2 separate regions of the Mus musculus genome follow, and region 1 is linked to region 2. The links are chromatin loops, found by intact Hi-C in ENCODE. Cell type or tissue: left cerebral cortex. All regions are shown on one strand. Links, peaks and the distances in the headings refer to the core of each region. The heading gives the core; the rest is flanking DNA.

Region 1 (15,180 bases), core at 2,353-10,352, 160 kb before region 2:
TGAAAGAATCCAGATGAACATTCCTTAGCTGAAACTTCACACTTCCTTGACAAAGGGCTATGCTTAAATTCTTCTAGTGCCCATATTCCTGGTTCTCCTGCTATCTTTAGGCTTTTTTTTTCCTTTATTTTATTAGGTATTTTCTTCATTTACATTTCCAATGCTATCCCAAAAGTCACCCATGCCTTCCCCCCACTCCCCAACCCCACTCCCACTTCTTGGCTCTGGCGTTCCCCTGTACTTAGGCATATAAATTTGCAGGACAAATGGGCCTCTCTTTCCACTGATACATATACATATACAGCTAGAGACATGAGCTCCTGGGGGTACTGGTTAGTTTGTATTGTTGTTCCACCTATAGGGTTGCAGATGCCTTTAGCTCCTTGGGTACTTTCTCTAGCTCCTCCATTGGGGGCCCTGTGTTCCATCCAATAGCTGACTGTGAGCATCCACTTCTGTGTTTGCTAGGCCCTGACATAGCCTCACAAGAGTGAGTTATATCAGGGTCCTTTCAGCAAAATCTTGCTAGTGTATGCAATGGTGTCAGCGTTTTGAGGCTGATTATGGGATGGATCCCCAGGTATGGCAGTTACTAGATGGTCCATCCTTTGGTCTCAGCTCCAAACTTTGTCTCTGTAACTCCTTTCATGGGTGTTTTGTTCCCAATTCTAAGAAGGGGCAAAGTGTCCACACTTTGGTCTTTGTTCTTCTTGAGTTTCATGTGTTTTACAAATTGTATCTTATATCTTCGGTATTCTAAGTTTCTGGGCTAATATCCACTTATCAGTAAGTACATATCATGTGAGTTCTTTTGTGATTGGGTTACCTTACTCAGGATGATGCCCTCCAGGTCCATCCATTTGCCTAGGAATTTCATGAATTCATTCTTTTTATAGCTGAGTAGTACTCCATTGTGTAAATGTACCACACTTTCTGTATCCATTCCTCTATTGAGGGGCATCTGGGTTCTTTCCAGCTTCTGGCTATTATAAATAAGGCTGCTCTGAACATAGTGGAGCATGTGTCCTTCTAACCAGTTGGAACATCTTCTGGATATATGCCAAAGAGAGGTATTGCGGGATCCTCCAGTAGTACTATGTCCAATTTTCTGAGGAACCGCCAGACTGATTTCCAGAGTGGTTGTACAAGCTTGCAATCCCACCAACAATGGAGGAGTGTTCCTCTTTCCCCACATCCTCACCAGCATCTGCTGTCACCGGAATTTTTGATCTTAGCCTTTCTGACTGGTGTGAGGTAAAATCTCAAGGTTGTTTTGATTTGCATTTCCCTGATGATTAAGGACGCTGAACATTTTTTCAGGTGCTTCTCAGCCATTCGGTATTCCTCAGGTAAGAATTGTTTAGTTCTGAGCCCCATTTTTTCATGGAGTTATTTTTTGGAGTCCACTTTCTTGATATATATATATATATATATATATATATATATATATATATATCCATCCCCTGATTTAGGATAGGTAAAGATCCTTTCCCAATCTGTTGGTGGCCTTTTTGTCTTATTGATGGTGTCTTTTGCCTTACAGAAGCTTTGCAACTTTTATGAGGTACCATTTGTCGATCCTTGATCTCACAGCACAGTCCATTGTTGTTCTGTTCAGGAATTTTTCCCCTGTGCCCATATCTTCGAGGCTTTTCCCCACTTTCTCCTCTATAAGTTTCACTGTCTCTGGTTTTATGTGGAGTTCCTTGATCCACTTAGATTTGACCTTAGTACAAGGAGATAGGAATGGATCAATTCGCATTCTTCTACACGATAACAACCAGTTGTGCCAGCACCATTTGTTGAAAATGCTGTCTTTCCTCCACTGGATGGTTTTAGCTCCCTTGTCAAAGATCAAGTGACCATAGGTGTGTGGGTTCATCTCTGGGTCTTCAATTCTGTTCCATTGGTCTATTGTCTGTCACTATACCAGTACCATGCAGTTTTTATCACAATTGCTCTGTAGTACAGCTTTAGGCCAGGCATGGTGATTCCCCCAGAGGTTCTCTTATCCTTGAGAAGAGTTTTTGCTATCCTTGTTTTTTTGTTATTCCAGATGAATTTGCAGATTGCTCTGCCACGCCCTCCGGTCAGGTCTGGTTGACAGGCTGAAGAAGTCTGTAAGCACTCAAGGAGGAAGAATTTCAAGAAAGCTCACCTCCTGGAGTTTTTGCATTCTCATTTACCCACATACTCATACTCTATTCCCGTGTTAATCTGGTGTATGGATCCATGAGCTCTCTTTTAATATTTTATTATAAATGCCTTTTAACATTAAATTCTGTTATAGTTAAGCCTCCCCATTGTTGCAAGGTCCCAGAAACCTGCAAACTTCAAATCTGAGCTTGAAATCTGGCAGGAATGCAGAAAGGAAGTTACCTATTCAGTTATTAATTAAGCATTACAAAAGACGGAGCCAGTAGCTCAGAGCTTGTCTGCAAAATATTTACCAAGGACAGTAGCAACTCTCACCCAAACAAGGGAATAATAGAGCTAGGAAATCCCACTGAGACAGAGATCTTCTCTACAGCTAGGTATAGCTTCACATTAAGAAGCAAGTTGGTATATTCTTCTGTAGACCCAGGAAATAAGAGTGTTGGGATATTGCAGTATTCATGATAAGGTCTGCTAGTGCAGAACTCCTGGTGGTGGGTTTAACAATAGACTAGTTTACACCTGGCTCCCTTCTTTTGGGGCAGCAGCCTGCCCCCCCCCACCTTCTTTTGATGTATACATTCCTTTTGTATTGCATCACTGTAACTTGGTGGATTGTATTTTGCCTTGTTTCTTATTATTTCTTTGGTATAAAAAGTTTGATGTTCAACCTGACACAATACATTGAGATTCTACACAATCTCGCTTGTTGGTCTGTTTGTCACCTGCTGACGCTTTGCCCACCTGCGACTAGAGACCCTGTTCACGCAGACAAAGGGACCCAAAGGGTTTGTGGCATTGCTCTTTCTAATTCCTTGAAGAATTGAGTTGGAATTTTGATGGGGATTGCATTGAATCTGTAGATAGCTTTTGGCAAGATAGCCATTTTTACTATATTGATCCTGCCAATCCATGAGCATGGGAGATCTTTCCATCTCCTGAGATCTTCTTTAATTTCTTTCTTCAGAGACTTGAAGTTTTTATCATACAGATCTTTCACTTCCTTAGTTTGAGTCACGCCAAGGTATTTTATATTATTTGTGCCTATAGAGAAGGGTGTTTCCCTAATTTCTTTCTCAGCCTGTTTTATCCTTTGTGTAGAGAAAGGCCATTGACTTGTTTGAGTTAATTTTGTATCCAGCTGCTTCACTGAAGCTGTTTATCAGGTCTAGGAGTTCTCTGGTGGAATTACACCTCTTTAGGTTGCTTTCCTTGCAGTTTTTCAGTTGTAATACTGTTATTACACAGGACCTTATATGACAGGGCCTTTAGTATGTGATCTGGGGAATGCCGCTTAATCTTATGATTAAGTCAAAGTGGCACATTGGCCTATAAACCTGAGGTCTCACCATGAGAATTGGAAAGTGCAACTTAAATTCATGAAGCTTGAAAAATCTCAGAAGATGGGACACCCAAAAGTTTTTTTCTTAAACCAGTATAGATTCTGCCACCTAGTAACCAGTCATCCACCTTTTAATCAGTCCCAACTGTCAGTTCTCTACAAGTCACCTGTCTCTAGTTCTCAAAGTAAGAGTTTACTCAGTGTCTCCAACTTCTTGAAGAACCCAAGGATTGTTGATTTTCTGGTTTTATTCGGTTTGCCTTTGTTGTGGGAGCAAGATAGTTAACACCTTACATGTCTGGTTGGGAAGCTGAATTCTCTGTTCCTCTTTTACAATCTTAACATCTTTGCATAAGTTTTGTACTGTGTACTGTTGAGAATAGTTGGGAAAAAATTTTTTATCGCACACAGTGATATGGGCTTAATACATCTAGCAATGTTAAATCCCATCTATTTAATTATTGAAAACAATATTTAAAAGTATTTTCTAAATAATCTTTCAATGTTAACATTCATTGCTTGGTTTTCTTAAACCCAACTTGTATAAAGCCTTGGATATATGAGTATTATTTCCCAACTTTAAACACACCTCTAGTATGTGTAACTATAAAATGCTGCATCAAGATTTCTAGCACATATACCCTATATATACTAGGTTATTCCTGAAAATTCAGTCCCCTTCCAATTGAGAAACCTTCTCTGTATCCTATAAAAGCCATCTCAAATTCAGTTCAATATTCCATAGAGTATATTCTTTTCTGCTTGCATAGCAATGTACATAGATTGCCAGAATCTTCATTTTATATTAACAGTTTAAAAAAAGTAAAAATTATATAATATAGAACTTTGAAAACACAGAGAAAATTATCACTGGCATTTTAATATATATGCATATTTAATTATATTATTTAAATTATTATATTACATTATAATGTATGATTCTGACATTTATAAATAGTATAAAAGAAAAAGAAAATTACTGTTTGTGTGTCCTATCTGTACTTACAGATAAGAATTATGTTTTTGTCCTTGAACATGCCACAATAACAATTACATAGGAAATACTTCAAAAATGTAAGATGAAACAGTAAATGATCCTTAGTTTTATTGGTTTTCTAGAGATTATAATTTGTATTTATATAATTTACCAACTTTAGGTGAACAATAAACTTTTTTTAAAAATCTGTTCACTTGCATAACTACCACAGAACAATCATCATGTAATTGTTTTATCATTTTATCTTGCAAAGTTTCCTTCTGTTTCCAAATTTTAAAAATATATGTATCCTAGGATTTCACAGAGAGAGATGTGTTCTTTTGGGTTTAGTATAGTGATTTGGGAGGAGGAGGATCTGTGTGCTTTAGTGTTTCAAGCATCCATTTCTTTCTAATGCGGAGCAGAATTATACCATGTAGATAGATATTCTATAACTTATCCTCTCAATTGCTCAACTGGGGCACATTTTTTATTGGATTTTTATTTTATCTTATACTGTAGCTCTGAATTTTATGAACAAACTTTTTTTTTAAGTGAACTCAGTTTCTCCTGTATAAATCTCTAAGAAAAAAGTACTAGGATTACAAGGTGCCAATCTGACTGGTTTATTTCTTAGTTACTTTTCTATTACTATGACAATACACCTGAAAAAAAACAGAAGGAAGAAGGGTTTATTCTGGCTCACAGGTTGGGGGTACAATCCATCATTGAAGGGAAGTCATGGCGGCAAAAACAAATGGTCACACTGTGTCTGCATGTGAGAAGCTATGAGAAAGATGAATGCTAGTGTTCAGCTTTCTTTTTTTATTTAGCTCAAGAATACAGCCTAAGGAATTGGGCTGCCCCCATTTATAGTAGTCTTTCTAGGTAATTAGCCCAGTGGTTCTCAAGCTTCCTAATTCCACAACCATTTAATACAGTTTCTCATATGGTGGTGACTCCCCCAACCATAAAATCATTTTTGTGTTACTTCATAATTGTAACTTTGCTATTTATGAATTATAATGTAAATATATTTGGAGATAGAGGTTTGCCAAAGGGATCACAACTCACAGGTTGAAAAACACTATTACCCCAAGGTAGAAACTCCTTGACAGACATGCCCAATATTTATTTCTGTGTTCCCATAGTCTTTGACAGTTCCAAATTGCTGAGAAAAACTTTTGAAGCCTCAGATAATCCTTATCCATAAACCTGTACATTTAGAAACCAAGTTACATTCAGTCAGTGGAACAGAGTTAATAGTTCCATTCCAGAGATCAGAACAAAGCAAGATAGAAATCCTGCAAGGAAAACAGTCAAACCCTGTAGCTACATATGAGACTTCTGGGACTCAAATGTTGTCGGGCACTCAGACCTCTCTAGATATGCTGCCTGCAGCATACACAGACTCTTCATTTCCTATAGTATTCTTTCAGTGGGCATCCCTTGGTCCACAAAAAAAAATCCTGTGGTTGCCACTGTAACATGAATTTCATGTTCACAACTTCAGGAAATAGCTTCTCCCTGCCTTCTCACTGAGACTCCAAACCTCCCACATCATGTCTGGCCTTAGCAAATCCCTGGAACCATTATATAACACAGCATGGCCTCCTCAATCCTAAGTCTTAAGGACTGCAAAACAAGTATGTAGAGTATAAAGGTGATTAAGTTGTGTTGCAAGCTCAGGATGGACATCACTTGCAGGCTGTGTGGTGAACCTGGGAAACAAGTTCTTAAAATAGTTGTTTTTGAGCAAGGAACCCCTTGAGTAATATTCTCAGTTTAGGGTTTGTTTTTTTTTTCCAACTGAATTTGCATTTTCACAAGATGGAGTCTTCAATGTTTCTGGGATACCACTTCTATTGAGTCAGTGTGAAGATTTCTCTTTAATGATACAAATCTCTAAAGATTACAGCTGCTTTTAAATTTGCCATTTATGTAGTTTTATACTTGCTCACACTGCTTTCCTCAAAACCTACGTATTTTTTATCTCTCTGCTCCACTTTTTACTTTTAGTCACTGTAACCTGAAGAGGAGGAGTAAGCAGCAAGCCACAGAGTATGAAATTATACTGCCTTCAAATTTCCTCTGCCAAATAAGTTAGCCCATTCCTTGGGAATTTTGCCTAACTTAAATTCTCAGGACATGGGATAAATAAAAGTCAGATAGGTTTTTTGTTTGTTTTGTGTTGCTAGAATAGAAAAGGCCTCTAGTCCAGTTTCCCATATGGACCTTGTTCCTCTTTAAACCATCATGAGCCAGACCTCCACTCTCCACTTCTCTGCATTCTGGCCTTCAAAACTTACATCACAATGACCCATAAAGTTCTGTGTACAGAATTTTGGAGTTTTCCAGTCCAAATGCCTAAACTCTTCCACACTTAACCCCACAAACTATTTCCACAGGCCTAAGAACCACACAGTCAAAATTAACACAGCAATGACCCCAGTCCAAGCATAAATTTTCCATATTACTTGTCCCAGGTCTGTTTCTCTTCTCATGAAAGCTCATTGCATTCCTTATTTTGGGGGAGCACATCCACAGTTAACTTGAGCTGACTTCTTTCTTGTGATTAATCATGAATGACTCTGCTGACATCTGTCTTTGTTTTTAATTAAGACATGCATTTTAGCCTGTCCAATTCCTCCACTTACTTTGTTTTTAATTAAGTTGTGTGTTTTACTTCTGCTTACACATAAGTCCTTGAAAGACTGTCCTAACCTGAAGGAAACAGATACTATATACCATAAACTTGTCACATAAACATTTGTAGTCATTGTTTTCTTCCTGGAATCGGTCACATTTTGTGTTGCTTGCCTGGTGTGGTATTAACCAGCAACTCTCCCATATTCTGCCTCTTGCATCTTCTTTTGGCCTTTCCTATATTCATCCTAACTCCCCCAGTCGTGGTTCCTGTGTTGACTGACCAGCTGGCCCCTATAGAATGGAGGCCAGCATCAGGCTTGACGATGGGGGGGTGGGGGGGGAGGGGAAGGACATCATAAAAAAAGTGAGTGCTCGGAAAAAGAAAAGGGAACTGATGCAGTGAGTATTTCTCAGGAGTAAAAGACATAGGGAAAATAGAAAGAGAACTCAGAAAAAAGTAAGGACGCTCATAAAAAGTAAAAGTCAAGTGGGGGATGGGAAATGGCCTTATGCTCTTTGTGCCAAATACTCAATATGCTTCGCTAAACTAGGGCAACAGCAATTACATAGTTTTTTAGATTTTTTATTAAAGGTCTGTCTTTGGTTTCCTGAGGAAGCAAAATGGCAGACACTGGTGGAGGAGATAGCTTCCACCCTTCCCTTCTCAGCAGAGGGGGCAACAACAGAGCTCAGCAGCAGACATAGGTGAGTTATAATCCAACCCAGCAAGCTATGGTCTAAGAAAAAAAATGTTTATGGAAAACGTTTGAGATTGATAAATGCAAGCGATAAAGGTTAGAGGATATAAAAGAACTTGAATGATGATGAGTTAGAAATAAAAAACCCTTCAGATGAAAGATGTTTAAAGTTGGTAAATGCAAGTAAAGATGTTTAAATTTGGTAAATTCAAGTAAAGTTGTTTAAAGGTGGTAAATGAGGGTAAAGCTGGTTAAACTTGATTAATACAAGTAAAAATGTTTAAAGATGGTAAATGCAGGTAAAGATGTTTAAAGTTGATAAGATCAAGTTATAAATGTTGGAGGGACTAAGAAGATGTTTTAAGGTATATAAATGCAAGCTATAGAGATGTAAAAAATGATTTTAAGAAAAAAAAAAGGGAAATGATTCATATTTCTCCCACATGCTATAGTAATTTCAAAGTTCAGAAATTTAACATTGATCAGTGGAGGTCTGATAAGTTAATGAAACAGTTGTCTTCTGAATATAAACAGCGATGTTCCTATATTGCTAAAACATCTCTGTTCAATCTGTTTATATATAGTTGCAAGCCTATAGCTTTAACTAGGTCTCAAAGACATGAGTCTACTCCTGTTTTCTAACAAGCACCTGTTAACTATATTTCTAAAATATGAAATTCAATGGAATGGTAAATATTAATTTACATCCTTTTGTACATGAAAGTTCACATAAGCTTCAGGGAATCAAGAGTCCTAAGAATTGGACCCACCTGTCATAGATCAAATGGACTCCAGACAAGTATTGCTATCTGCCTGTTCTGATCCAAAACAGCCGGTGACCCCAAATATAAATTATATAAGCTAACATATATCATATAAGTTAGAACTTATATGTATTGAAACATGTATATAATAATTACATGCATGTTCACACATGCATATATAAAAATCTATGTTAAATAGAAATATACATTAAAATTAAATTATACATGTTAAATATAATGTCTGTACATTAAATGTTATTTACGTACATTAATACATAGTATACACAGTAAATATATCATATGCATTAAATATTAAATATACTTAAGTAAAAATGATACATTAAATATTAAATGTTAAAATTTGATTTAAATGAGTTCAATCTATAAAGTATAAGTTATAATATATATGATATACATAATTTTGCATGTCCCCAAGGAGAGAAAATTATAAAATGAGCCCAAGAACTCAAAAAATCATCTACAAAACATAAAAAAAAAGGAAGTTGTATACTCATTGACCACAAATCTTTTATTTATAATTTTTTGACCTTGGATGCCAAGGGGCTCTCTGCTGATGAGTATCTATAGCACCCTACAACTCAGCATACTTATGCTCAGTTGAAATGGAAGGTCCTGCTTAGTGTCACATAGCATAATCCTGATCCAGTATTAATATGGGGAAGAGGGCATGTTTGTGTTTTTTTGCAAGATGCTGAAGAAGTGAGGTGGTTGCCAGAGAAACTGGTGAGACATGCTGATGGTTGGACAAAGAATGATGCTGACTGAGAACTTGATGAGTGTCCCGGTGATGAAAATAAGGAAGCATTAGGCATATATTCCTTCTATATGTTCAAGGCCAGAAAGGCTTGTGACTTCTATATAATATTCAGTTGTTAGGATTTCCTTAGTCTGAGAGTGAGAAGTATTCCAAATTAGTGAATTACACTGCTTTAGGTGAGGGCCTACCTATTTGTTTTACTAGAAATAGTACCAATGTTGGATTTGTTTCTGTGGACTCTCAGACTAGGAAGAAATATATCTCTAAGACTGTAGTACAAAGCATTAAGATGGGAAAGCCTCTATCTCAGACTTGACAGGCTGCCTTGTCTCAGGCTCTTAGACCTTGCAGGACAGAAAACAAGGAGACCGTGGAACCTACTTTGAAAAAAAATCAATCAAATAGATAAGTTGTTAAAATGACCCTCCTCTTTCCTTTTAAGTGACCAGTTTTTCCGACTCACTCTGAAGGGCTGGCTGATTCTGGACATTTTCAGGGACATATTTGAAAACTGTAGCTGCCTTGTATGATGTTATTTTTGCTGTGGATAAAAAATGCAACAGGTTCTGGGGTTAAAGTAGATGTGACATCCTAATCTTTTACTAATTGGGAATGTTACCTTTGTTATTGGCTCTGATGAGATCAAAGTTTCTTATTTTTATTGTCTTTTATCCAATTGTGTTTCTGCACTGTATGATGGTCAATCTGTACTTGTAGTACATCAACCAGTTTTTATTCCAATTCCTGTAAATTTATCTGAACCCTGTTATTCTAAAAAAGGCTTACAAATATTTGAAGAATTAGATCATGCTCTGGCAAGAAGCAAATGTATGGTTGGGCTGATCATTGCCAATGTTGTTGCTCTCATAACACTTGTTACCCAGTGCTACTACTTTTATACTAGCTCTAGCATAAGAGGTGCACATGGCTACTTTTGTTAATTATCAAGAAGAAAATGTAAGCAATGTCCTCAGCATACAAGAGGATTTAGGATTTAGAAAATCAGCTAGAACAAAGAACTGGCACATTATATGATATAATATAGATCACAGGGGATGAGATACAAGGAATCAAAGTCAGAACCCATCCTGTTCAATATCTAAGAATTTGTATGAATCCAAAAATGTATAATAAGAGTCAGCATAACTGGACCAGAGTAAAACAGTACCTGCAGGTATATGGCATAATACTATTATTTCTTTAGATTGAATAGCCCTATATAAGAAGGTTGTAAGTTTAAGAACTGCAAAGTGTTTGTTTAGCATTGCAAATGATATTCTAAAAGTTACAGGCCATTTTTTCTTCATGGTTCTCATTTATATCTCTCTTATTGGGCTTGCCAGGACTTGGCTTTATGATCCTTTTTGTGGCATGTCTATTATCTGTTCTTTTGAGAGGAATCATCAGAGATTTTACAGATATCAAAGCAAAGTTTCATAAATTCAAGCTCCAAAGCCTTCTCTAGCAGAAGTTGGTAGTCAATGATGGGTAGATCATCTTGAAAGCCTTCTCAACCAAAGACAGGCCACAAATACAAGATATACAAGATTATTTGTGTACCAAAGACAGGTAAGTGTTGTGCTTTCAGATGGCAACCTAAGACAGGCTTTCTTTCTGCTCAGTGACTAATAAAGTGCTTCTTATAGATAAAAAGACTAGTAAGAATCTTTCAGAAGCAGACAGGGCATGAATGCTAGGATTCATGTACCAATGATGGGTAAGGTCCATGCATCTTGATGAGACACCTAAGACAGGCAGTGTTTCTGTGCCAATAGCTGAGAAAGCTTTGGCTTGTATAGACTGAAAAAGTAGGGCATGTGGGAGCACATCCAGAATTAACCTTCGGTGACTTCATGCTTGTGACTAATTATGAATGAGTCTACTGACCTCTGCTTTATTTTTAATTAAGACATGCATTTTGCCTGCCCAATTCCTCCACTTACTCATATCTCATTGAGAGACTGTACAAGTCTGAAGGAAATGGCCTTCAAATGGTCAAATATAGATACTATGTATAATAGACTTGCCACATAAGCATTTGTGGTCATTGTTTATCTTGCTTACCTTTAAAAGACACTGAGAAAATACTCTTGCTTGTTGGCATGGTATTAACCAACAGCTCTTCCATATTCTGTCTCTTGCATCTTCTTTCTGCCTTCCCTATATTCATTCTCACTCTCCCAGTCATGGTTCCTGCTGGCTCCTGTACTCATTATGCAGCCTTACTTACTATTCTATGAGGAAGGGGCATATTCTATTCTTGATTCTAACATCATTGCATCTTTCTGGCAAAACAAGTAAAACCATCTCCTTAAAACTTTCTTCCTAAAATCATTGGAATCAAATCAGGAATTTATCAATTCATCTACAGAATAAATTCATGCTGATCTGAAGGAAATTGCCCAAATGGGTGGGCTGATGCCCAGGATCATTAGGCTATATAATAATAGCAGGAAAGGCATATCAGCAGGGAGAAGCAAACCTGGGATGAAGTCTCTGAGGCTGGGCCTCTCCAGAGTGTACCCATTGCAGCCATGCAAAACAGTGAACTTTTTCCAGGAAACTCACTCGCTTGCTTGCCATTGCCTTTCACTACATGGCTTCTGTCAACTAATACTTTTAAGAAACCATATTGAGGGCTGAAGAAATGGCTCAGGAGTTAAGAGCACTGATGGTTCTTCTAGAGGACCTGAGTTCAATTCCCAGCACCCATATGGCCTGCTCACAACTGTTTTTAACTCCATTTCCACTGGACCCAAAACCCTCACACAGAGACATACATGCAGTCAAAACAGCAACATACATGAAATAAAAATAATTAGATTTAAAAAAAAAAAAAACAAATTGAAATAAGTTATCTTGCTGTCTTTGGATAGGTTCCCAGAGGGCAAAATAAAGTATATATTGTATCACACAAGTAAGCTGACAAAACTAAAACAGTTTAAAGACTGTTTACTTTTATATGAATTATTATACTTAGTAAGATTATGATAAAAACAAAAGTATTGGTAGAAATCCTTACCACAGAAAAGTATTCATCCGTACCCTGTTCTTATAAATCAGAATTCCTCCTGACATCACTCCAATCAGGATTTCATTGTTACTTTGATCCTTCAAAATAAATAAATACATGACACTCTAAAATAATTAAAACAGGATTAATTTTTAAAAAAAAACACATTTCAAAGATAACACAAAATTTAATTGTACCTAATAATAAATCCTAACAGTTTGTTATTGCCTCATAAAAGCCTAGTTGGCCATCATTGGGAAGAGAGGCCCCTTGGTCTTGCAAACTTTATATGCCTTAGTATAGGGGAACACCAGGGCCAGGAAGTGGGAGTAAGTGGGTAGGGGAGTGGAGGGGGGGTATGGGGGACTTTTGGGATAGCATTTGAAATGTAAATGAAGAAAATACCTAATTAAAAAAAAAGGCAAACATCAAAACTTTGTAGACCAGGCTTGAGCTCAGAGATCTGCCTGCCTCTGCCTCATGTGCACTGGATTAAGGGCCTGTGTCACAGACTTGTCTGTCCACTGTTAGTATTCCAGATAGTCTGCTTTCCTCAAGAGATTGATATCTTGTAATTCCTTAATTGTCGTTAACTTTTTGCCTCTTTTTTTTTTTTTTAAGTTTCTTCACCCTCCTTTCATATTTGCGGTTTATTATTTTTAAACTTAGGTTTTTACATATTCCCATTGGTGTTTGTGCAGTAGGTTTTTTTTTTTTTTCTTTTAAAGAGGAAACTGTACAACTGATAGAACCACATTTTAAAATTAGGTTATGCTTTAAAATGTCCAGTTAAAACTTATGTGTGAGCTCAAGCCTGGTCTACAAAGTGAGTTCTAGGACTGCCAAAGCTATACAAAGAAACACTGTCTCAAAAAAGGGGGCAAAAATGAGACAGACATAGCTTTGTGAAACATAAAAGGTAGAGCTCATTCCCTAGAACTTGATTGGGTGAAACTCTGAGTGACAAAAGCAATGTAGGACAGAACTTTGAATACTTCCCCAGTGGATATTGAACATGCATGTTTGTGTATTGAGGCAAGTTCAAAATAATTTAACTAAGGAAAATTGTGGCTCTTACTCCCTGTCTTAGTTAGGGTTTCCATTGCTGTGAAGAGACACCATGACCAGGGCAACTCTTATATGGACAACATTTAATTGGGGTTGGCTTACATTTCAGTCCATTATCATCAAGGCAGGAGCATGGCAGCACCCAGGCAGGCATGCACAGGCAGAGCTGAGAGTGCTACCTCTTCATCCAAAGGCTGCTAGTGGAAGACTGACTTCCAGGCAACTAGGGTGAGGATCTTAAGCTAACACCCACAGTGACACACCTACTCCAAGCAGGTCACACCTATTCCAATAAGGCCACACCTCCAAATGATGCTACTCCCTGGTCCAAGAATGTACAAACCATCACATTCCCCTTTATGGCTAATATTAGCCTAATTAGGCTCAAGAAAGTGTCTAAGGGAATAAAAATTCCACTGCTGACTCAAGTGATGACTATAATTTTACTGAAAATAGCTGTACTTCAGTACTTCTAAGAAATATAAAAATCTTGATAAAACACAAAAAGGAATATAACTACATATGATGGACAACCTTTCACGAATAAACCTCAGAGGATAACAATCTCTAAATCAAAAATGTTTCAAACAGATAAAGAGTTACACTATGAAAATGCAGTGACTATAGATTTAAAGACATGACAGGCAGACATGGGATTTACAAGTAAAATTTGACCCTGAGATAGCTCAGTGTCAAAAACAAAAGGGCAAAGGGAAATTTTTAGTGCAACTAGGTCAGCAGCAAGCACAAATTATCTTGTTACCTAGTTCTCTCAAGAAATTAAAATTTTGAGGAGTTGGAGTTTATGGCTAAGTATAAAAATACTTGAGGCCCTGGTTCCATAACCCCAGCACTGTACACATACTAAAAAGATTTTAAAATCCTTGATACCAAGGAAAGAAGCCTTACACCATCTAAGTTTATTTTTCTTTACTTACCCTTGCATAGTGAAATTCAACTCCATAGAGTTCTAAGGTACGTGCCGCGTTTAGGTAATTAAATTCTGCTTCTGCAGGAGATAGGCCACTGTAAAGAAAACATCAGGTCAAAAACTAGATCCATAAAAAAGTTACAAGTTACAAAAAGATTATGTGGAGTATAAGTTTTATATAGTAACATCTACCTTATATCAAGGTCATACTTGCAGTAATTCATATTTTTCCCAGATTATCTTCTTTATTTTCCAGGAATATTAAGAATACAGTGAGAGCTAGGGCTAGTGAAATCATGGACCTTAAGGTAGTAGAGTACCTACTACCATCATTTTTCTAAAACAGTATAATTCATTATTACATCCTAAATATTTTCATTATGCCCAGAGCTAACTGTAGCTCCTATCCCCTTATCAAACAGGTACTTTTGCTGTCTCTTTAAAGCAACTGAGACCATTACAGAAAAATCACAGCAGGTCAAAATGCAGAAAAACAATGGATCATGGGGGAGGATGCTATCCCCACTGAATACATCTATAACAACTCCTGAACCTAAGGCTCAGAGAATACTGAGGAAGAGGGGAGCAAAAAGACTACAAGAGTCAGCAAACCAGGAAGTCTACAGTGAGAGTGTGTCTTCTACAAATGATAAGCTTCATTCATGATACCCCAACAATTTAGCTGCTTAAACAATGGTGGTACCAACAGAATTGCTAACAGGAAAAAGGGAAACTCATAAGATCCCACCCCTAGATAAACAACCAATGCTTCCTGAGAGAGACAAAAATTTTCCCAGCGATAAACCC
Region 2 (15,180 bases), core at 3,566-11,565:
AAGAAAAGTGTGAATCTAGTAGTCAGCCTTCCTGTGTAGACAGGAGCTGGGCCCCTTTACTATCGCACGTTCTAAAATAAAGTAGCTAAATCACACAAAATGAATGGGATCTAATACAGCGATCTAGCATCTGAAGCTATTAGGCTCGAGGAATGAAGTGTCGTGTTTGCATCTAAGGGTCTCTCCTCCAACCCTCCTCACTAAAGGAAACCATTGCCTGGAATTTAGTGGATGATCTTGGGGAGTCCTTGTGCTTTGTTTGGCATGCCATACCTAAATAATAATGTTATGTGAGATTAACTCTTTTCCACTTATTATTTACTTGTGTGGATGGTGTGTGGGAGTCACATGCCAGCAGGTGAACAGAGGTCAGAGGACAATGTATGGGAGTCTGGTCTCCCATCACACTTGTGTGGGTCCCGAATGACAAAAGGAAATAAAAAAGGAAAGGACTGCTCCTTGGTGTGGTTGGGGAGAAGGTTTACTCTAGATTTGTGGGAAGAGCATAGCCAGAGGCAGACACATCTGGAAGATTCCAGAGTGAACAGGATCCTGAACCATATTAAGGGTGGGAGAGGGGGGAGAAGGGGGGGAGCCAGCTACAATAGCCAGAGACCCAGAAAAGAATGGGTTAACCAAATGGTTGGGTTACATAAGGAAGGGGCAGCTGGGGAAGGGCAGCTCAGCCCCTGGGCTGGAGAAATTTAGAGTAGGGAGCAGGGTACCCAAGCCAAGTGTAATAAGAGGCTGAGGGATGCTGGGAGAATCTGGCAGCCAGCTCCTCTTTGATATGGTAAGTAGGTTCCTCAGCCCAGGTTTGAAACCCCGCAGGTCAGGTCGCAGGTATAAAACTCAGGCTACAGGCTTGACAGCAAGCTCCTTTTCCACAGTCTTCTCACCAGCCCTTCCGGTGAGTTTTTAAGCTCTGCGCATGCTAACTTACTGTACGTAATTATCTGCCAGTGGGTTATCACATTTGACCAATTAACCCTTGGTCTCTTGCTAATGGTGGTAATATTCTTACCGTTGTGTTGGAATTACAGGCCTGCACCTCCATGCCTGTTTTACGTGGTGCTGGGAACTGAACCTGAGACACCGCAGGTTAGGCAAGGATTCTACCAACTGAGCCACATTCCTAGCCCCTAGTCTACATTTTCTTTGGTGCCTAAGTGTTGGTGATTTTTCAAGTATTACTCCACTGAACATTTCCAGTACTCAACAGAAAAGCATGACCAAACACATTTTGTAGAAAAGAAACTAAGCAATTGTATTTGTTTTCTCTGTGAGGTACAAGCATGAAAAGATTCTGTCCTTCTCTGCCCCGTGCTGTGTCGTCGTTTTGAGGATCAATATAAAATCTCCTGTTCACAATCTTTAACAATCTATTTAGTGGAAAACACGACTTTCTGGTTATTTCCAGAATCTAAAAGCCCCTCCATTATGGTCCAGGACTTGTAGGTTGGACGGGACCTAACACCACCGCCTGCCTAGCACCAGCCTGCCCTTATCCAAGAGACTGGCAGGAGGATCATGGAGCTGCTTGTCAATCTTTCTGTGCGTGCTGCATGTGCGTGTGTGCGTGCGTGCATGCGTGCGTGGGTATGTGCGTCCATCTCTGGAAACCAGTCATCTACCTCCAATGTTGTTCCTTAGGTGCTTTCCAGCTTGTTTTCTTTTTCTTTTTTAAATTACATGTATTTGTTTGTTGTGTGGGAATGGGGAAGTGCTCAGCCCACTGTGATGTCAGAGGACAGCTCGAGGGCGTTGGTGCTCTTGTTCCACTTGGTGCGTTCCAGAGATCAAATCCATATCGTCATGCTTATCTGCAAGTGCCGTCATCCACGAGCACCTCGGCAGCCTCACTTTTTTTTGTTGTTTTTCAGACAGCGTCTTTCGCTTGAGCCTTTTGCTATGCCGAGACTGTCTAGCTGTGCGTTTCGACTTTCCCAGCTCTGAGATTACAAGTACTTGCACCACCACACGCAGCTTTTTAATGTGATTTCTGCAAAATCAAATATAAGCAAGCGCTCTTCTGACTGGAATCCACTCTTCTGACTGGAGCCGCTCCCCAGCGCTCTGCTTACTCTTTTGGCACCTTTCCTTTCCTGTAGGGATTTTGAGGAGAGGTAGAGGAAGAACGTGAATATCTTCAGGGGACACTTGAGGCTCCTCTCCCTGGGTTTTATGGGTCCCTCTATGTCAGGTATCTAAATATCTAAATCTCCAGAGGACAACGTTTCTGGAGTTCTTCCTCTGGCCTTCCTCCGCACCTGCTGACAGTGGAAGGCCCTTTGTATGGGACGTGCTATGGAACAGCCTATGATATACAGAGCCCCTAAAGTTCCAGACACACGCTAGGCATGTGAACTGCTCGCCTGAAGACCCCTTCCTTCGGATGGCCATCTCCAATCGAAGGACAGACTTCTGAAAGGCTTACATCATCCGAAGGGGGTTCTCCAACACTGACTCCCCAGATTGAGGAGACATGTCCCCCAAACACTCCCTGATATTTCAATTCCTCAAGAAGAACTTTGTCTTCTGCTCATATGGTCTGAAACAGTGGTAAGGCCAGGGCATGGTTCATTCTAGCAGATCTGAGTTGGTTGAAACTGGTTAAGTGGAGTGCACTTATTTATTTTTTACTGGGTAAAATCCACACGACATGAAATTTGCCACTTGAGAGCAAATGATTCAGTGGCATTTGGGACATTCGTAGTGTGGGGCAATCCCCTGTCTCACCGTGTTCCAAGGCCTTTCCTCACCCGCTCTTCTCACCCTATGAAGCCATCAGAGGCTTCCCTCTCCTCTAGCCTCTGGTGATGACCAGTTTGCTTTCTGTCTTGATGGGTTACAGGTATGGTACATGGTGATATTCTCTAAGATTATCAGTAACCGTCAAAAGCTTCCGGTACTTGTGGTGATAAATTCAAAGGGACTGAGGTGTGGGGCAAGAGTTTTAGCTAGAAATCACCAATCATTAGTTAATAGTAATACTCTCAAAATAGACCTCATCACAGAGTGTCTGTTAGACACAGACATAGTTATAGAACATAGTCTATAGGTGTATTTTTAATTTTTTAAAAACATGTATCTGTGTGTGTGTGTGTGTGTGTGTGGTGTATGGTGTGGTTATGGTAGCAATAAGAGTGTGCCATGTACACAATGATGCTTGATACTTGCTGATGGAGAAGCAAAGATTAAGACACTGAAGACTAGCCTTCACAGAGCTCTGAGTTCCTTCCTAGCCTGAAGAAAAGACAGGCAAGAGACATACCTACCAGACAGTGTGGATCTTGCTTAAACACAGATCCTAATAAACCTATGTGATGTAGGCACCTTTGGAATATTTGAGTGCCTGTGACTATAGGCTGGCTATTAGACACTCGTAAGGAACGTATGCTGCTTGAACACAGGTATGAGGGACTTCACACATGAATTATGTAAGTGAGAAGGCATCTTTGTGTTGAGAGGCACATGCTGAAACCGTTCGGCAGAGCCAGGGTGGTTGGGAATTTTTCCCCACAAAAAATAAAAATAGACGAAGCAAGAGCGGCACCCGTTGTTGCATCTAAGTGATGGGTGTTGGGAGTTTACTGTGCTGTCTGCATGAGTCAGGATCTACCCCAGAGGAGAAACCGCCGGGAGATATTTAAAGCACACAGCCTAGGAGGCAGAATTCTGGTTACACAGTGGATGGAGACCGGAAGCCAAACAAAGAACTCAGAGTTGAGATTGTCACTGCTGGCCTGGGACTGAGGGCAGAGCCAGAAGGTGCTGCCCTGGAGCCCTGCCCTCGAGCCAGGGGTGGGGTCACTGAGTGGGTACACAAGTAGGCATTCTGGGTGTGCAGTACCTCAGTGACAGTGGGGATACTACCTATGGTGTCTGACTTCCATTTTTGCTGGTATTGCTTCTCAGGCCCCATTCCACAGCCTGCTTAATGTGTGGTGCTGGGACTCCAACCCAGGGCTTTTCGAATGTTAAACAGGCATTGTACCCACTAAGCCAGACCTCCACCCCATGCATGCCTCTTAGAGCTCTCACTCATAAAGCACTTTGCCCATGGCATCCCATTGCCTGAGGTCACCATGGAGACTCCTTACATCTCGTGGAGAGCCTTGAACAGTGCAGCTCTTGGGGCAGAGGCACTACCTTCAGCACTGTTTGACAGCAGCCAGCACTTTTAGATCAGTCAGTCCTCTCTGGCAAATAAAGCAAGGGCTGTACTGTGTCAATATGGCCTGTCAGTGAGAACCCAGAGTGAGTCAACGGCTGTTGCCCAGAGCCATCAGCTCTGAAAGCCTGGGGAGATTTGGCCTCATTTCCCACAGTGGTCCTGCTGGTGACCTACCCCAAATCCATTTTCTCAGTGTTCCTATGAATAAAACAGAGACTTTGTTCAGGTCGACAGTGTACCTACCCGGCAGCTAAAAAAGGCTTGCTTCCTTGGTACTCTTGAAGTTACCAGGGACCTTGTGATCAAGTTTAGGCCAAGGAGATACAGATGAAAGTCCTTGGGCAATGTGATCCTTCCAGAACAAAGAGGCCAGCCAGCCACAGTGGCTGCACAACTCTGTAGCCACAGGACCACGGTCCAGCCCAGGATGGGGTGTGTTCAGCTGAGTACATAATTGTTGCTCCAAGCAAACTAACAAAACAAAACAACTACCCAAACACAAATGTAATCAACGACAAGGGGGAGGAGAGGGTGGGTGTAAGGAAGTTGGCGACTGAGACCCAGCATGCCCTCTGTGGCACAGAGCAGAGGAAGCAGAGGAAGAGATGTGTGCAGAATGGATGTGGGCCAGTGGGTAGCCACCTGAGTGGAGACCATGGGGCTGGAGGGATGGCTCAGTGGTTAAGAGCATTTGTGCCTCATGGAGAGGACCCAAGTTTGCATTACAGAGTTCACCATGGGCAGTTTGCAGCTGCCTATAACTCCAGCTTCTGGGGTTTCGGTGCTGTCTTCTGGCCTGTGGACTCACATGCACCTGATCCTCTCCCCAGAAGACATATAAACATGGGAACTGGGTGTGAGAGCCTTTACTTCCAGCGCTTGGAAGGCAGAAGCAGGGAGATGACTGTGAGTTCGAGGCCAGCCTGGTCTATGGAGCAAGACTCCAAGCTAGAGATACATAGTAAGGGGGCAGGTACAGGGGACATACCCTAACGGGACTGTGGTGAGCGACTCTCTGTGGACTTCTACTCTTATAACACTAGTGCTTGTTCCTAGAATACGACATTCCCCACATCAGGCTATGTCTTGTGGCCAAGGTAATAAATAGATATATACACACACACTCACATGCACACGTGGCCAACTCTAAGCAGACTGAAGAGTCTCTGTAGCTCGGGCGGTCCCTCTGTTGGTAAAGTGCTCGCTGTGCAATCCTTGGGGAAATCTCAAACAATCTCTTGTTTAGGGGAAGTGAGAGTTTATGTTGAGCAGTTTTTGTAGCTCTCCTTAGCCCTGGGTCACATGTGGTCCACAGGCTGAGGTTGGACACACATAGTGACAGAGAGGAGCTGGGCAGAGGCAGAACACTCACCTGTCCATTCACTACCTTTCAACTGCTTACGAAGTGTCAGGGAAAAAACAGGCACAGTACAAGGCTTTTGTCTCAAAGCCCGCCTGCCTGCCTGCTCTCTTTCTCCTTCCTTCCTTCCTTCCTTCCTTCCTTCCTTCCTTCCTTCCTTCCTTCCTCCCTCCCTCCCTCCCTCCCTCCCTCCCTTCTTTAGCTCACAGCTAGAGCAGAGACTTTCCCACATCAATGTGACTTAGGGGACAGGAAGGGAAGTTCACACTTGGTGAGTCCTATAATGACCTGGACACAGGGTTAGTCACACACACACACACACACACACACACACACACACACTGAGCTCCATCTGGCATCACAGAGAACACAATGATTGTATTCGTCAGCCCATTCTATGAGTGGATAAACTGAGGAATTCAGTCAGAGAGCACAGATTCTAAGAAATGCTACCTCCTCCAGTTCTAAGCTGGGTGAGAGTCTGGCTGAGGAAAATCCAGGCCATCTGAGCTCATGTGGCCTACTTTATCTAGCTGCCTTCCTCTTCTGTATATCCCTCCCCTCCTGCCCTCCTCCTCTCCTCTTCTTATAAGATGCACCATCTCATAGATTTATGATATTATGAATCTTAAGACTACAGTTCTATGGGTATACGCACTGATGTCTAAATGGAGCAAGGGTCCAGTATGTCTCGTTTTTGCTTTTTGTCAGAGCATTTTTCCCCTTCCAGGCAAGCATTTTTAGACTGTTCCTTCCAAACACTTTCTAAATTTGAATGTGATGTCGACACTCTCCTCTCCCTCAGCCGCGTCCCTCTTCATGGAGCATCAGGCCATTCTAGACACCAGGCATGGGGCGGTACAGATGCAGAACCTAAGAGGCAAAGTCAAGGAGAGTCACATCATCCAGGGACCCACAACAGCAGACGCTGGTACCGACCCCAGCACTGAGACAGCTTTTCCTTGAGACAGGGTTTCACATATCCCAGGGGCTGCTTCCTTAAGAAGCCAAGTATGGGGCTGGAGAGATGGCTCAGCGGTTAAGAGCACTGACTGTTCTTCCACAGGTCCTGAGTTCAAATCCCAGCAACCACATGGTGGCTCACAACCATCTTTAACAGAATCTGAAGCCCTCTTCTGGTGTGTCTGAAGACAGCTACAGTGTACTCAAATACATAGAGTAAATAAATAAATCTTTAAAAAATTAAGAAACTAATATTAAATTAGCAAAAAGGAAGCCATGTGTGACCTTGGACACCTGATCCTCTCATCCCATCCCCCCACCCTCAGCCCCGTCCCCTCCAGTTCTATGACCACTGCCATGCTGGTTATGTGTCCTGGAGATGGAACCCAGGACTTTGTCATGTTGTACAAGCACTCTACCAACTGAGCCACACCCCCAGCCCCAAGACAGAGTTCTTACCAGTTAAAGAACATCACGCAACACGATGAGTCTACGATTTGTTTATTTCCATTAGTAATGGAGGACATTTGGATTGATTTCTCGGATCATGATTCTTCTTCAACATCTGTCATTTCCTGTGCCCTAACTGATGGGGTTCTCTCTATAGCTTACAGGCTTGGAGAACCTGAGAAACACCAGAGGCCAAGCCTCCCTCAGGCCAAGAGGCCTTGGAAAACCATAATGGCCGTGAAATCCTGCCGGCCTTTGCTAGATTACAGATGAGGAAGAGGCTTGGGGAGAGCAGGGGAAGACTCTGGAGGACATCGCAGGGCTGGGGCTAGGGCTGACCCTGGTGGGGGGTGGTTACACTTGCACTCCCCCTTGAGGGTTATTAATAAATGCTAGAATCTCAGCCTTCAGGCCTTCTTGCTGTCTTTCTCCACCCAGAGACTCCTGGGAGCCTGCCTGGCCCGGGGCCACGGGGAACTTGCGCCCCCTGCTGGCCAGAGGGACACCTGCATTAACCTGTGCCAGCTGGCATTCACAGATTGTCTGGATTCTGGGCACTCAGACTCTGAGAAGTCCCTCCCTGCCACAAAATCCCCATAAACCTCTGAGGTCCATTGGGTTCAGCTCGCTACAATACAGAACAGGAGTGCAACAGCGTCTGTAGCTGTTTTAAATGGACATACATAGCACAGACTTTAAAATTACATGTTGCTTGCATGTGTACACATTCATGTATGTGTATGTGTGTATGGATGCATGTTCCTGGGGTCCATCTGCTCCCACCCACAATGTTGGGGTTACAGGCACCCACAGTCATGCCTTGCTTTTTACACTGGTGCTGGGGAGGCAAACCCAGGTCCTCATGTTTGTACAAGTGTCCTTACCCACCAAACCATCTCCCCAGTTCTTCTGTGTTTTTGTTTGCATGTTTTTGTTATCTCTTTTTGTTTTTTAGAGCTCTGAACCCAGAGATTACTGACTCAGCTGGACTGGCTGGCCAGCCAGGATCAGAGATCCTTCTGTCTCACCTCCTCAGAGCTATGAATACTAGTGTCACCACAGCTGGCATTTTAAGTGGGTGCTGGGTATCCAAACTAGGTTCTTTATGCTTGTGTGGCAAACACATCACTGGTTGAGACATCTTCTGTTCCCTGGCTCAAGAACAATCTGACTCAGACTCAAGTCTTCCACCACTGCAGTGCCCAGGCCCCTGCCCTTCCCCCAGACCCATGCTACTCTCAATTTGTCTCTTGACTCTGGTGAAAAGAAAAGTTGTTCTGTTTTTTAAAAGATAAGGAGAGGGGGGATGTGTTTTGGTGGATGTGTGGTGAGGTATAGGGGAAGGGGGTGCCTCTGCGGGCCCATGCTGAGGCATCCCTTCCCCCTGAGGAACCAGCCACACGACTAGAATAGTATAGAATAGAGTTTATTCAGGGCATGGGGAGGGGAGTTGAGAGGGTAGTAGAGGCAGAGAAAGAGAGAGAGAGAGAGAGAGAGAGAGAGAGAGAGAGAGAGAGGAGAGAGAGAGGAGAGAAGAGAGAAGAGAAGCTGACTATGAGCATGTGGGGATGGGGAATGGGAAGAGGGGTAAGAGGACAGAGTCAGAGCAGGAAGGCAAGAGCAAGAGGCGAGGAGGGGACCAAGCAGCCCCTTTTATAGTAAGCCAGGCAACCTAGCTGTTGCCAGGTAACTGTGGGGCGGAGCTTAGGCAAAGTGCTAACAAAAGTAATTTTATTTTGCTCTGAATTTTACATTTCTATTTGGAGCTCCAACTTCACCAAGAAGTTGTGGCAACTTGCGTACAATTACTTCAAGTTCGCCTTTCTGAGGAATGAGGTTCTAGGGAAAAGGGGGGCAGGCAGGGGGAGAAAAATAGGTCCTATGCATGCCACATCTTGAGAGGCAAAGAGATCCCTTGAGCTCATTGGTCAGCCAGGGTAGCCAATCAGTGAGCTTCGGAGATCAGGGGGAGACCCTGTGTGACAAACAAACAAGCAAGCAGACAGACAGACAGACAGACAGACAGACAGACAGACAAGGTGGAGAGCAGAAGACATCTGACATACACCCGCAGGCCCCTATGCGCTCTATATGCACAAGGAAAAGTAGATAATACAAGCACCGTTCCATTCTAAGGCAGACCGGGTGGCGCACGATCCTCCGGGAGCTGGGTTTTCGTACAACTGTCAGCAACAGGGAAAAGAGTCTGTGAGGTCTAGCTGTAATCAGAAGCATCGCATCCCTGCTGGCTGCTTCCCATGGAAACATGTCCTGCATCCATTCTTCTCTTGATGAACAGACATCCTGGGCTGGTTCCATAACTCTGCTGTAGTGAATAGCATTGCAACAAACAAGGGTGAGCAAGGGTGAAGTCTGGTGACTTAGAGGCCGTCAGCTCTATTTCCAAGAAGGGAACAGCTCAACCATATGGCAGCTCTATTTCTTATTTGAGGAACCTCCATATTGATTTCTGTTGTGGTAAACTTGTTTATATTTCCACTAGCTATGCATAAAAGGTGCCTCTACCCCTATCCTTGCCAGCATTAGTCATGTTTTGTTTTTATTTTTGTTTTTGTTTTTTTGGTTTTTCTAGACAGGGTTTCTCTGTGTAGCTCTGGCTGTCCTGGAACTCACTCTGTAGACCAGGTTGGCCTCGAACTTGGAAATCCACCTAGGCCTTAACTTTTACCTAGGCCTTAACATCACTCACATGCTTTCTAAAAGATACCATGGAACAGCTTCATTTCACAATGAAGGCTTTTCTTTGGACTCTAGGTACGCTAATCTCCTTACTGCAAAGGAGAACAGTTTTAAAAGACTACTTCAAGGAGATATCCCCATGCCACAGGTGGTAAGGAGGAAGCAAACACATGTTCATATACATTTTTGGTACCTAAACAGAAAAGAACGGGACCAATCCTTACCAACACCAAAGTCCAGGATGCAGGAGCTATTGAAGGCATGAGCACCTGGATGGACCTGGAGCAGGACATGCTGTCTACGCAGAAAGGAGAGTCGGATGTCCTGCATTTGGTGGTGCATGGAGATGGGAGCATCCTGAGAGAGGCAAAGCATCTGAGAAAGGAAAGCCAGACCTGAACTCCAGAGTCGCTCAACTCTACATGCAATTATTCCATGGGATCATTCCTAAGAGAGCCAATTTACTCTTGTCACCACTGAACTGCTGAGGATGGCAACAAGGTACAGAGAACCAAAGGTGACATATGCTTCCTCTGATCTTGTCAGTAACCATTCTGTGATGGCCACCAGTGGAAGACACCCAACAAGACACCCCGAGCCTCCCTCCCCTTCTTGTCTAGGTTAGGGCAGCAACACAATCCTGACTGCCACTCGTACACCCCGTGGGCTGCTAGGAAGCAATGAGGCACAGAGGGATCTAAGTGTCCCAGAGACTCTAAGCCAGGCGGCGGCGCCGGCCTTTAATCCCAGCTCTCCGAAGACCGAGGCAGGCAGATCTCTGAATTTGAGGCCAGCCTGGTCTACAGAGTGAGTTACAGGTCAGCCAGGATGACACAGAGAAACTCTGTCTTGAAAAATAAAACAAAACAAGCAAAAATCAAAGAAAGAAAGCAAGGAAACAAGGAAGCATGGGAGGAAGAGTCTCTAGTAAAGAGAGTGTTTAGTAGCAGAAAGAAGCAGGCTTGCTGGAAGTCGAGGAAGGCCAGGCTGGCCTCAAATTCAGAGATCTGCCTGCCTCTGTACTGTAAGCCAGTCTCAATGAAATGTCCTTTATAAGAGTTGTCACAGTCATGGTATCTCTTCACAGCAATGAAAGCTAAACTAAGACAATGTTTGTGGGTTGCAGACTCACTGGAGAAAGTGGGCCACTGAGACTGGGCCTTGTGACCTTATGGCCTGACCCAGTTTCTGTTCATGCTCTTGTCCATGACTTCAGATGCCATGTGACCAGCTGCCTCGTGCTCCCAATGCCGTGGCCTCCTGGCAGCCTATAAGCCAAAGCAAACCTTTCTTCCTGTAGGTGCTTCTTGCCAGGCGTTTAGTCACAGCAATGTGGGAAGTAACTGATAGCAGCAGCTTTGTGTCAAGTGCTACCTCCCTGCCTAAGTCCTGTGGTCACGGGAGTCAGGGACAAAGGGACAGTAGTAACAGGGTTTCTCCCCAGGTCCAGTCCCCCTAAAACTCACAGTGCTGTGGACAGTGACCCAGCAGCCACCTACTTAGCCACACCTTGGCTCAACTATGATCCTCAAGGATCTGCCCAGGTGTCCTTCACAGCTGCGATAGCTTTGTTTTTACCCAGGGGAATCCTCCTGTCTCTACCCTCCGCAGCACAGGAGTTACAGCTGCCACTCCCAGCTTTCTACATGGGGGCTTGGGATTTGAACCCAGGTTCTCATCCTCGTGCAGCAAGTGCGTTTAGCTGTGAAACCGTCTGCCCAGTCCCCAGCTGAGCTTCGTGGACACTGTTCCATGGCAGGCAGCCCATTCTTCACTCTGACCCGTGCCTCCTGGACCTAACCCTGCTGGATGCTCTGTGGACATTGAGATAAGGCGGTCGTAGCCTCTGCTCCCTTTCCCTGGCCTAATTTATCTCTAGGGCTGGGCCTACCTGCAGACTGGGGGCACCACATACTTCTTACTCAATAAAGGAAGCAATGCTAGGCTGCAGGTTGGGGCTGAACACTGCAAAGAGTGGGCACAGAGCCAGCCTTTTGTGTAAATCAAGGCCACATAGCTAGCTAGGGTAGAGCGAGCTGCATGGCCCAAGGCCACTGGCTGTGTTGCTACCCCACTCATACATTCTATACACCACAAGCTATATGCAACTTACCTCACCCATGGGCCGTTAAGTTTAAAAACAACCCCAATTACATTCAGTGTTTAGAAACTGCATATGGGTCTTACAAGCTGGTCTCCTCAGAGTTCTGCACGGCGACTTGCATACAGCAGGTGCTCAAGAAATGCTCTTGGTCCATAGGCCTCAGTTCACAGTGTGTCCTCTTACTTCTCAGCTCTTGCTCCATCTTTCCCACGGGCACCTTCCTATTCACTGGTCTCTGAACACCTATGTTGGGCCAGGTGCCCAGCCAGGTGTAGAAAACTGGCCCAGCCTTGCCCGCCAGCCATTCACAGCACAGTTGGGAGAGCCAGACAAGTTGCCAGACAGACTACAGTATGGGGGGAAAAAAGTGCAGGCAGTGTGTGCCAGGCTGCCATGGGAACGGAGGGGTGGGCCTGTGACCACACAGATGAGAGCAGCTCCTGACATCTGCGCATGCCTTTCAGCTTCTCAAAGACATGGGTGTGAAAGGTGGGGGGAGGGGCTAGAAAAAGCAAGAATCAGCTTTCCCAGTCCCTTAGTGCTCAAATTCCTAACAGGATGATACAACGACATTCTTAAATGCTTGCAAAAGAGGTGTTTTTAAATTTAGTTTTGTGTGTGTGTGTGCGCGCGCGCGTGTGCGCGTGTGTTTATGTGTTTGCACATGTGTAGGTTTGAATGTGTATGTGTACACGTGGAGGACTGATGCTGATGCTAGCAATCTTCCTCCTTCACTCCTCTGTGTTATTCATTGAGGCAGGGTCTCTCAATCAATCCCAGAGTCCACTGATAAGGCTAGTCTCCATCCCCAGCTTGCTCTGGGGATCTCTATCTCCTCTGTCCAAGGTTGGAACTACAGGCAGCCTCCACGTCCACACAGAATTTACCCGGGTTCTAGAGAATCCAAACCTGGGTCAAATGCTTTAACCACTGGGCCATCTTCCCATCGCAGGAAGATAGTTTTTGCAGCTTTCTGATAAGTTTGGAAAGGCTCTACAATATCGTCCAGCACTAGGCTCTGAAGGCCCATGTGCTGAGAAATTTGAAGGCTGGCCTTCCTAGAACAGGATTCTCCCAATTACTAGGCTGCTAAGGAACTGTGTTACTCAGCCATTCCTGAGCGGTGCTCTTGAAAATGCTGCAGCAGCTGCCTAGGGTAGGGAAAAATATGGGATCATGGACTCCTACAGAAACATCTGGCTCTACAGCAGGATCCTCTGGGCATGTTACCCCTCTCTGTGCCTCAGTTTCTCCACGTGTAAGTGGGGGGAACTCTGCACTCTGGAGTTTGGTCAAAGTCTTTGGTTTGTCGGAGAGGCAGTCAGCATCTGCTATGAGGGCTGCTGACAGAGATGCTACATCTCCTATAGAGATGTTTCAGGTAAGACCTTAGGACAGCTGGGAGCTGTGCTTACATCCCGTGTATGAAAGACTTTTCCTCGGTTTCTAGCTACAAACCTGTGATTTTCTAGGAATCTCACCAGAAATTCAACTTACAGTAAAAGACACATCCCAACCCTCTAGAGTCTAGTGCAGCACTAAGACCCATGGTTTTCCCTTATATTGTAATCCTTTGAAAGGCACCTTCAGAGTCACCCTGTAGGCCCATGTCCACCCTGTCACAGGATATGGTCACTTGGGGAGGCGGGACATGGGGAGTTTAACTGTACTTATTCCATGCTGCACCGGGGCAGGTGCAAGGCTGTTCAGAAACTCCAAGGCACTGCTCCAGGGGTGGGAAAGTGCAGTCTGAGGTGTGGGAAAGCCAGAGCTGGTATGGGGGTACTAGGGCCTGCAAAGAGGACAGGGACCTGTGTTTCTCAGATTCTTGGACATCCAGGTGACACTGGGAGTCACAGAGAGCAAAGAATGGAGTCGGGTGTCCATGGGCTGGTGGCAGCATCTAGTTCGGGGCTGGGGAGGAAAGGGGAACTCCAGCTTGTCTCACAGGGCGATTGTCCTCAGCTTGGCAGAGGCAGGCTTGGTGGCAGTTGTGACTAGGAGAGCAGAGAGGCCTTCTATGAGAGATTAGGCTGCGGCTCTGTAGGTGAAGGCCTTCTTCGTGGCTCCCCGCCATGGATCTTGATGAAAAGAGACAGTCCATGGTTCTAAACAGTTTAGTGTTATGGCAGAAAATGGGTGAGTAAAATCACACCCACGTTCTCAGGGTGGGCCTGAGATTAAATATCCTTTGCAAGGAGGAGTGTCTGGGAAGGGAAGCTCATTGGCTAAGCCCTACAGGCCTCTAGGTACCTCACTAAATAGGAGAACTCTGTCTTGGGCCTATGTGACCATAGGACATGTTTCTTTTATGTGAGAAGCATGACACATGCTCCAGGCCAGGAGTCTGGCAGGGAGCTGGAAGTTGCCTGAGCCTCAGGTGTGTGCCCACCAGTCTCCGGGTCTCAACCTGCTCTACCTTACCAAACTTCCTGGAATACATGATTTTTACATCCCCTATGCCCCTGTGACCTCCTTTATCAAAGCAGAAGGGGAAAGGGCTGCAAGATGGCTCAGCAGTAAAGGTCTTGCCACCATGCCTGACCTGAGTCCAAGGCCTGGAGCATACATCATGGAAGGAAATCAAACTCAGGTTCTCAGAACTGAACAGCAAGTACTTTAGCCACTGAGCCATGTCCCCAGCCCAGATGCCTGCCTGTCCTTTTGAGGACTTTAGTGGCAATTAGATGAGGAAATAGGCTAGCTCTCAGTTTGGTAGCTATAATACTGTTCCTGGGATAAGTTCCAGTGTTGAGCTGGGCAGAATAAGGAGAGAAAAAGTCATCTCCATGGAATGTCAGGAGCCACCTCTGCTGAGGCCCACCTCAGCTTTGGCCTTGTCAGAGAGATGTCGGCCTGTTCCTCTCATAGGCACACAGGTGCCAAGACTGCAACTTAAAGTTTCTTTCTGAGTCCACAGCTTACTGGGTCTCCTTGGCTGTGTCAGCCCCACCTCTTTCCCACTACCCCCCACCCCTGAGGTCTTGCTCTTGTGTTGTCAGGCCTCCCATAGGCTGATGTGACCCCTGATTAACTTAGCAAATCCTTCCTTTGCTCATCTCAGGGTCTTATCACAAGGCCAAACCAAATCAATTCATATGTATGCAAGCATGTTCCCAGCAGCTGCCACGGGCTTAGGCAACAGATGGTGTCTGACATTCATTAGGTTGGCAGGGACAGCCCCGGAGGCCATTCAAAAATGGGTAGAACAGGAGTTGGGGGGTGGAGAGAAGGCAGTGATTTCTCAGGGTTAGCAGGAGTGGGCACCAAAGGCAGGGTGAGGCAGTTTGGGCCAGCTCCTGGGAACTCTCACAGCCTGTGAGCTGGCTATTGCCCAGGACATTTGCACACTTGTCCCCTACAGGGGCTGCATCTGGACTTCATTACTGAAATACTTTCCCCCATGGACCAGGCAGGACAGTCAGT

The links. Hi-C counts contacts between places; a loop is a spot of excess contacts. Peaks named below come from ENCODE experiments on the same cell type or tissue, not always from the same donor. Only the 100,000 strongest peaks of a DNase experiment are listed, where the experiment ranks them.
Region 1: a loop joins it to region 2, with 1.8 times the contacts of the local background. A loop is called at or near these places in 2 of 42 quality-filtered maps.

The regions. Positions count from the first base shown.
Region 1 is chr1:119,728,972-119,744,151 of GRCm38, forward strand. It overlaps Ptpn4 (protein tyrosine phosphatase, non-receptor type 4), which reads right to left. Exons shown (of 27, transcript NM_019933.2): 9 at 14,381-14,468; 10 at 12,384-12,472. Among named protein-coding and RNA genes, the nearest start is that of Epb41l5, 88 kb to the left of the region's middle. In left cerebral cortex, for the core only: no CTCF peak of the experiment used is centred there; DNase peaks (open chromatin) are centred at 6,008 and 6,444; H3K27ac peaks cover 1,460 bases.
Region 2 is chr1:119,887,761-119,902,940 of GRCm38, forward strand. Gm28209 (a long non-coding RNA gene) reads left to right here and starts at 14,830. Exons shown (of 3, transcript XR_003948701.1): 1 at 14,830-15,180. It also overlaps the pseudogene Gm3551. In left cerebral cortex, for the core only: CTCF peaks have their summits at 5,360 and 7,449 (motif pointing left); DNase peaks (open chromatin) are centred at 3,577, 4,033, 4,331, 5,341 and 6 more places; H3K27ac peaks cover 2,937 bases.